Regions from separate parts of the Homo sapiens genome. Here all the other regions are linked to region 1. The links are chromatin contacts, found by Hi-C or POLR2A ChIA-PET in ENCODE. All regions are on one chromosome and are shown on one strand. Each heading gives the region's core, a stretch centred on a gene start or an enhancer-like site at or near the end of the contact. The rest is flanking DNA. Distances are from core to core; before and after follow the strand shown.

Region 1 (2,700 bases), core at 136-2,635:
CGGGGAATCGCCTTACTGAGGAGTTCTTTGACTCCTTCTCACATCATGGAGATATTGTTATGTTTATGAGATACCATTAATCCCCTCTCTATGTCAGCCTTTCCCCTTGGCTTAAAGTGAGCCTTCCTCTCTGCCTGTTCTAAATGGGAACGATGCCTCTGTTGGCTAATTTGCAATAGACCCTGTGATCAGGCAGTTCTCTCCCACACAGTAGTTGAACCAGTCTTTGTGGGTGAGTAATTGAGGTGTCTGGAGTCTGTACAATTATAGCTTAGAGGATGTCATGCATCATGCCTCTCACGGAGTTTCTTCCCCAAGGCAGTGGGGATAATTGTGCACTTGATCCCTTGTTCCAGGAACATCCAAACTGAGGCATCAATTCTTGCAGTCTAATGCTCCATTGTATCCAGGTGAACCTGAGCACGTTTGCTACCTTTGTCACCCAGAAAGCTCCTATGCCTTCCAGTTGGTCTTCTTAACTGCCACAATTCAGTCTCACCAATACCCTAAATTGCAACTCTGCACACTCCTCCCCATGCTCTGATCCATCTATTGACTCCACAGACTCTTTATCTGTCCACCTCACGTACTGTGCTCCTATAAGATCAAGTTGCTGGCAGTTCCCCATACGCTCTAGGGCTCTAGGTTTCCACGCCTTTATTTACAATCCTGCCTCCTCCTGGGATTCTCCTCTTTACCTGTCATCATCAGGCCAGGTCTTACTCATCTTTCAGGTATGAATTCAGACATGATACTCTCCAGGAAGCTTTTCTTAAACTCCTGGGTTAATCCCCAGGCACCCTGGGCATTATTCCACATTAACACTAATCTCGAGATTATGCACCCATCTTCTTGTGAAATTTTCTTGGGCAGCGACCTTGTCTTATTTGTTCCTGAGTACCTAGCACCTGACCCAGTGCCTGATGCTTAGTAGAGACTCACAGAGTGTTTGTTGAACTGACCTGGTTTTGATTCCCATGGTAATACATTCTGATCAGATCCTTGTCAACAAGTCTGTCCCTTTCGTTTGCACAGCCCTTGACCTTATCATGAGGGGAAGTCATCAGAGTATGGAGTTGAGGCTTGAGATGATCCATAACTTCCCCTGGAACCCAGATCCAGTGCTGAGCACAGCAAAGGGAGACTCACCTCTGGGCCTTGGGAGAACGTGAGCGAGATGTTAGAACTTTGCTTCCTCTGGTCCCTGGTCATTGATAGATGGTTTCCTCTTGCCCTGTTTGTATGCTCTGCGGTCTCCTGTGCCTTGTTGCCATCCAGGGCATGGGGGGTGAGCTGGCTGCTGCCCTTCAGAGGCTCCAGCAGGCTTGGTAAACAGCCTTGTAGTGTGGGCTGTGGCCAAAGTCTTCCCCAGACTGTGCCTGAGTGAGGAAGGGCAACAGAGGCCCTTTGTCTCCCAGGTTCTTTCCACCTCCCCTCCCCTTCCTGCCATTTGCTTCCCAGCTGAGGGAAAGTGCAGGATGCGGGGGCACCCAGAAAGTTGCCCTGGGCAATTGGTGTACTGCCCTCCTTAGGAAGGGGACAGCAGATAGCTTCTGAGTGTGAGCAGCCACTCACATACACCACACACCCGTCACATACACACACATCGCATACACCACACGTTACATACACCACACACACCCAATATATACCACACACCACATACACATGCATCACATACATCACACATGTTACATACACCACACACCACATGCACACCCAATGTACACCACACACACTATATAAACACACATTGCATACACCACACGTTACATACACCACACACCACACACACACCCAATATATACCACATACCATACACACACATCACATACACCACACATGTTACATACACCACACACCACACACATACCCAATGTACACCATGCACACCACATACACACACATCACATACACCACACATGTAACATACACCACACATGCTATGCACACATCCTATATATACCACACACACCACATACACAGACATTGCATACACCACACGTTGCATGCACCACACACCACACACACCACAAACACCACACATACACCCAATGTACACCAAACCCACCACATACATACACATTGCATACACTACACATTACATACACCACACACCACACACATCCAATGTATACCACACACACCACATACACACACATCATATACACCACACATTACATACACCACACACCACACACACACCAAATATATACCACACACATCACATACACACACATTGCATACACCACACACGTTGCATACACCACACATGCCACACACATAATCACACATTGCCTACACCACACATGTTGCATATAACACACGTACCACACACACCTCATACATCAGACATGTAACACGTACTGCATGCCACGCATACCCCAATATGCACCACACACACCACATATACACACATACACACATTACATACACTACACATATACCACACATTGCATACACCACACATGTTACGTACACCACACATCACACACACACCCAATGTACGCCACATCATACACACACATTACGTATACCACACATGCCACACACACCCAATATACACCACACATATCACATACACCACACATGTTACATATACCACACACCACATACCCCACACAGCACACACACATCACATGCACCACACGACACACACACTCCTAATATACACTACACACACCACATACAAACCACATA
Region 2 (2,700 bases), core at 112-2,611, 33 kb before region 1:
GAGTTCTTTGGTAGGGAGTCCCCAGATAAACAGATTTAAAAAACACTGTTTTAGGAATTATAGTTTCTCGTAGAAATTTAATTTTTCATCATATTGCTATGCACACTTGTGCCTTTGATTTATTATTTCATGGCTTCACGTCTGGCCTACACAGTTAAGAGTCTTTGAGGTCTGTGAATTGCCAGTTGCGCAGTGTTTATCAAGCATCTGCTCTGTGTTCAGAATAGTAGAGGACCAAATACGGGACGCAGATTTTCCCATTGAAGAACATTTATTTTATTTAAGGAAAGATGAAAAATAAAAGCAAACCAACAGTAAAGTCCATGTTTAAAAGACAGGTGGACACCTTGTGTTTGAAGATCATTTATCCTCTACTTTAGCTGAAGAATGAACAAAAGCCAGTAAATAATAAAAAAAAAATTCTGACCAAACCAGATTGAACGTATAGACAAAAACCCATAGGTGAAAACATTAACACGCAAAACCTTAAAGATTTATTCAGAACTTATTTACTTATCCATTAAAACAATATTAAGGAGTTGTTTCTCTGTTGTCACAATTAAGATAATATCAAAAGTGAAGAATTATAAAGGAGGTCAGAAATTAACACTTTCCCTCTGTAGGTGGTGTTATGGGCTGTATGCTTGCAGCCCCCAAAATGCATATGATGAAGCCCTACCCTGCAGAGGAGGTGGGTCCTTTAGAAGGTGATTAGGTTTGGATGAGTTTGTGAGACTGGAGCCACCATAATGAAATCAGTGTCTTTATAAGAAGAGAAAGAGTAAAGCTCACTGTCTCCACCAGCGATCGCTCAAAAGACATAAGATTTGTCCATACATTGACCTTGGACTTCCTAGACCCCCTGAATTTCTAGAAAAAAATTTCTGTTGTTTAATCTGCCTGGCCTATGGTATCTTGTCATAGCAGCTCCATCTGACTGAAACAGAACATGAAATGTCTTCTTAACAGTGAAGGAGGAGATGAACGCAGAAAAGACATGAAAGGCAAGGGGTTTTGGCCTGCATGGTATAAGATTGTACACCACATTAGCATCGCTTAGAGTGGAGAAGAATTAATTATAATTAGTATTCATCAAAATAAATGCACTAGATTTAATTTGCTTACCAAGGCAAGAAAGTGTAAAATAACTTTTAAAATATTTCTCTTGAATTTTTTAAAATTTGAAATTAAATTTAAAATTAAACATAGATTAGCTTTTAACTAGAAAATTCTTGTAATGGAACTACTCATTTCTGCATGATCAGCAGGCTCTGTTGCATGTGAATCAGAGGTAAACAATGTGGTTTGGACTAAAGGTTCTCTCTCCTCACCTGGCCTAGGCCTGCCCAAGCAGTCAGTTTTGCACCGTCTTGCAAGGTAACTGGAAATCATGCATAGAAAGCAGCTTACTGCTGTCTAGAATGACTGAGTAAAGAAAGTGGGCTTCTCTTGACCCAACATGAGGTTATGTAGTTTGTGTTCACGCACAGGGAACCAGGCAGAAGCTCTGAGCTCAAAGCTCAGTCTGCTGGCAGTTTGTGCCTTGATTTCTGTGATTGATAATGAGGTCACTGTCCTTTAGCAATAGCCCAGGGGCAGACAAGATCATTTAGCTCAGAGATTCAAAGCACAAGAGATTTTTCAGAGAGGCAAGGAAGTAGGGGGATGAGCGGCTCTGAAGTTTCATTTTTTAAAAAAATCACCTTTAAAAAGTGGTATATGTCAGGCACCTGGCACGGTGGCTTATGCCTATAATCCCAGCACTTTGGGAGGCTGAAGTGGGTAGATCACCTAAACTCAACAGTTTGAGACTAGCCTGGGCAAAATGGCAAAACTCTGACTACAAAAATAAAAATTTGCCAGGCGTGGTGGCCTGCACTGGTAGTCCCGGCTACTCCAGAGGGCGAGGCAGGAGAACTGCTTGAACCTGGGAGGCAGAGGTTACAGTGAGCCGACATCGGGCCACTGCACTCCAGCCTGGGTGGCAGAGCAAGACTCTGTCTTGGGAAAAAAACAAAACAAAACAAAACTGGTATATGTCACAATAGTTCATAACTTGAAGGTAAAAAAAAAAAAAAAAGAAAATGGTATATAATCTGATCATTAAAAATCAAGTAAAATTAGCAAAAATCATATGTAATGATAAGCACTTGACATTTTGATGTGTGGCTCTTACCAGTCTTTTGTTTTCTTTATGTATATTATAACTACATAGCTACTTATGTATGCCTGTGTCTGCACGTGTGCATACTTGTGTGTGTGCATGCATGTTTGCACATGTGCCTGCATGTGTGTGTAGGATTCGTATTGTAAACTTTTTTTTGTTTAGCAATACATCATGAACATTGTTCTATGCCATTAAATATTCTTCCATATCATAGCTTTGAGTGGTACATAGCATTACGATGTAATTATGTATCGGGATTTACTTAACCCATCCCTTTTTACTGAACACTTGGTTGGTTCGTTTTTCATTTTGTTTTAGTTTTGTTGCTATGATAAACACCTTAATCATAAAAAAATGCATGCTAATGGATGAGTGGTAGTTTTATTCTTGTTCCTTCTCATGTCTGTCCAGACGTTTGCAGAGTGAATTGTCTTTGATCATTTGTGGATTGAAGTTTCTTATTCTGGTGATCCCCAGAGGATGGCCTGTCCCATCCCTTCTTTTCTATTAGGGTTGGTGGTAAAGGGAACTTG
Region 3 (2,700 bases), core at 94-2,593, 42 kb after region 1:
AAATGAGTAAGACTCATGGTTCTTAGTATTTTCGTGACTAAAGGGATCCAATTTTGGTATCTAATATTAATGAAACGCTCATGTAGTGTGTCCCCACATGGGTACTTCTGGAAAAGTCTACACTGTGAACTGGACTTCACCAAAGTGAGCAGGAAGGGAAATCCCGACACGCCCTGATGCTCTTGTCTCTAAAGGCATTTTGAGTGGAGAGAAGTGGGGGAGAGGGGAAGAAGCGGGTAGGAGGGGAGGAGGAGGATGGGGAGGAAGAGGATGCGGAGGAAACAGCAGCAGTATCAGGTAGAGGTACAACTCTTACTAAGTTGCCCTGCTCCCCAGAAGAGGGAAACCAAGCATGATGATCAAGTCTGGAAAACACTTCCTTTGAACTCCTACCCCTCAGAAACTACTTCCCTATTCCCCAAACCAAATTTCTGCTAATTCATCATGAACCAAGAACGTATGCAGGATAGGGAGGAGTGGAGGCCATAGGACACGGGCACCGCAGAATGGAACCTCATAGCCGCCGGTTCCACCGTCCCTTTCTTGGACCAGAAGGAACAGGACCTAGATTTCTGGATCCCCCATTGTCCAATCACAGGTTCCCACCGCACCCAATGGCCCCCTCCCGTCGCGGTCCTAGAAAATCCCGAGCCACTGGTCCCGGTCAGGCCCGGCGGGCCAGGGGCGGGGCGCCAGGAAGAGCTGCGCACCCAGGACTTGCGGTCTCTCCTTACCCGCGAGGGTAGGCCGGACCCCACCCCCGGAAGCCCGCCCTGATCTCACCTGCCAGGTGGGCATCCCGAGGGTGCGCGGCCTCCCAGCCCCTCCCCGGCCCCGCAGCCTGGCGGGGGAACCCCAGGCGCTCGCCTGCGCTTACCGGCCGGGGGCTCCCGCAGGCTGAGGCGCACGTTCAGGTACTCCACCTCCGAGAAGACAGCCAGGGCCGCGGTGCTGGCCGAGGCGCGGGGGCAGGTGCTCGGGCCCCAGGCGGCGGTGGCGCGCCCCTGGGCCTCCAGGCGCAGCGCGCGCAGGGCCACCGGCTCGGACGCCTCCAGCAGCACGTGCCCGGCCACTGTCTCGCCGCTGGAATAGCAGCCCTTGCGCTCGTCCTCGAACACCAGACCCAGGCTCTTCACGCGGCCCTCGGCACCCACGGCCGCCGCGCACCCAGCCTCCCCGCCCATCCCGCCGGGCGACTCTTTCCTGCCCCTGAGGTCGGCAGAGGCCCGGAGCCGGGGTCGCGAGCACAGCGGCGCCGCTGTCACAGGCGCTCGCGGCAGGGTAAGGCCGCCGCGGCAGCCGTGCGGTACCCGATGGGGCACCGGCTCGCCGAGAGGCCTGTCGCTTTAACAAACCCAGTTGGGCCTGGAAAAGGGCCGGGACAGCCCACCCCCGGCGGGCGGCCATTGGTCAGCTGCGAGCCCTGCTTCTTGCTGATTTGTTGTAGATGGTCACTGAGTCATTTCATTGGCGCTCCCACGCGTGGGTGGGCGCAGGAAGGCCGTGCGTGATCAGGGAGTGTTGGCCAATCGGGAGGCTCCGGCGTGCACGTGCACAGGCCGTTTACTGGCTGAGGCCAGGCACAGTCCTGGAGCCCTGGCCAATAGTGAGGCGGTGCGCCCATGTGGACAGACAGTGGGAAACAGTATCTGTCAGGGAGGGGGCGGAACAGGGTTATCTCCGGCTCTCAGCGTGTCAGCCGTTCCCATAGTTACGAACGGGGGCGGGGTTTCTAGCAGCGTAAGGACTTTGCAGGAGCCACTGGGTTCTCGCTAAAGCATGAAGTTGTGGCTGTAACTGGCTTGTGTTTATGATTACATCTGCAATACTCGAGGGGAAATAGATGCTCTGGGAAACGGAACTCGGCAATATTTCCTTTTGAGATCTTGGGGGCCGGCCGCATCGGGACTTTAATGAATGACTTGGAATCTTCTAACCTCCAGGTTTTTGATCACCGCCTCTCCCAGGTTTCAGAATTCCCAGCCCATGTAAGAGCCATAGATAAGAAAAATGAGGGTTGTGGTTTTAAACCTGATACATCCCCTAAGGAGTTCTCCTCCTAAGCTCCGCAGTGTCGCTGTTAGGAATAGCTGGAACTCTGATTCTTCCTGCTGTAAATAAGATCATGAATCACATTGTTTTTGAACAACATCTGTCACTCAAGTTTCTGCCCCACCCGAAAGTTTCCTGACATCATTGTCATATCCACAGAAATTTCCAATTGCCTTGATGACTTGTTCCTCACGCCCAAGTTTCCTCCGGCTTGTCCTGCTACATTTTCCTTTTCAACCTTCCATTTTTTCTCTGTTCTGTTTTTTACCATCTTGCATAGCTGTCATTAGCTGGTCATCATTTTCTTAACTTTTAAGTTGTCCCCTTATCGACATGCCACGTTTGTGAGCTGTTATGTATTGATTAATCTCACAATGAAATTTAGCAATTTTCCTAAAAAAAAAACCTCAAAGTAAAGGTTGCTCTACTACCCTCGTTGAGTTTAGATTATTAATGTGGAGATTTAGTAAAGTTTTATAAGTTCAAAATTTCCTTATTACCTCTCAGAGAAAGTGGAAAAGTCACAAATTAGGCTCTGTGTAAAGTTCAGAAATAGTTGCTATTCTCTGACCATTTCGTCTAGAATAGCTCCCTACATGATCTTACTCTGCCTACTTTTTTTTTTATATAACACAACGTGACCTTACG

Evidence for each region. Hi-C counts contacts between places; a loop is a spot of excess contacts on that map. ChIA-PET counts read pairs that join two places held with the same protein, here RNA polymerase II (POLR2A). Pooled maps may share reads with other maps.
Region 2: a loop to region 1 is called in a map of mammary epithelial cell, with 3 times the contacts of the local background. The contact joins the enhancer-like site here to the promoter of LINC02251 in region 1. A Hi-C loop is called at or near these places in 4 of 168 maps with a recorded cell type or tissue (Caco-2, MCF 10A, endothelial cell of umbilical vein and 1 more) and 1 of 50 pooled maps. POLR2A ChIA-PET finds 5 or more read pairs at or near these places in 2 of 52 experiments (MCF 10A and OCI-LY7).
Region 3: a loop to region 1 is called in a map of HepG2, with 5 times the contacts of the local background. The contact joins the promoter of ARRDC4 here to the promoter of LINC02251 in region 1. A Hi-C loop is called at or near these places in 10 of 168 maps with a recorded cell type or tissue (Calu3, GM12878, HepG2 and 7 more), 1 of 37 single-sample maps with no recorded cell type and 12 of 50 pooled maps. POLR2A ChIA-PET finds 5 or more read pairs at or near these places in 3 of 52 experiments (H1, HEK293 and MCF 10A).

What each region holds. Positions count from the first base shown.
Region 1 is chr15:98,001,723-98,004,422 of GRCh38, reverse strand. LINC02251 (long intergenic non-protein coding RNA 2251) reads right to left here and starts at 1,385. Exons shown (of 2, transcript NR_146565.1): 1 at 1,150-1,385. The region is part of intron 1 of LOC105371009 (a long non-coding RNA gene); the gene reads left to right. RefSeq lists an enhancer at 1-356.
Region 2 is chr15:98,034,497-98,037,196 of GRCh38, reverse strand. No RefSeq gene overlaps it. Among named protein-coding and RNA genes, the nearest start is that of LINC02251, 33 kb to the right of the region's middle. Within about 2 kb of position 1,361, at least 3 of the 41 ENCODE cell types and tissues checked have a DNase peak (open chromatin) inside an H3K27ac peak, as active enhancers do; they include mammary epithelial cell, where a contact is called at or near this core.
Region 3 is chr15:97,959,346-97,962,045 of GRCh38, reverse strand. ARRDC4 (arrestin domain containing 4) reads right to left here and starts at 1,343. Exons shown (of 8, transcript NM_183376.3): 1 at 878-1,343. The coding sequence starts at 1,184.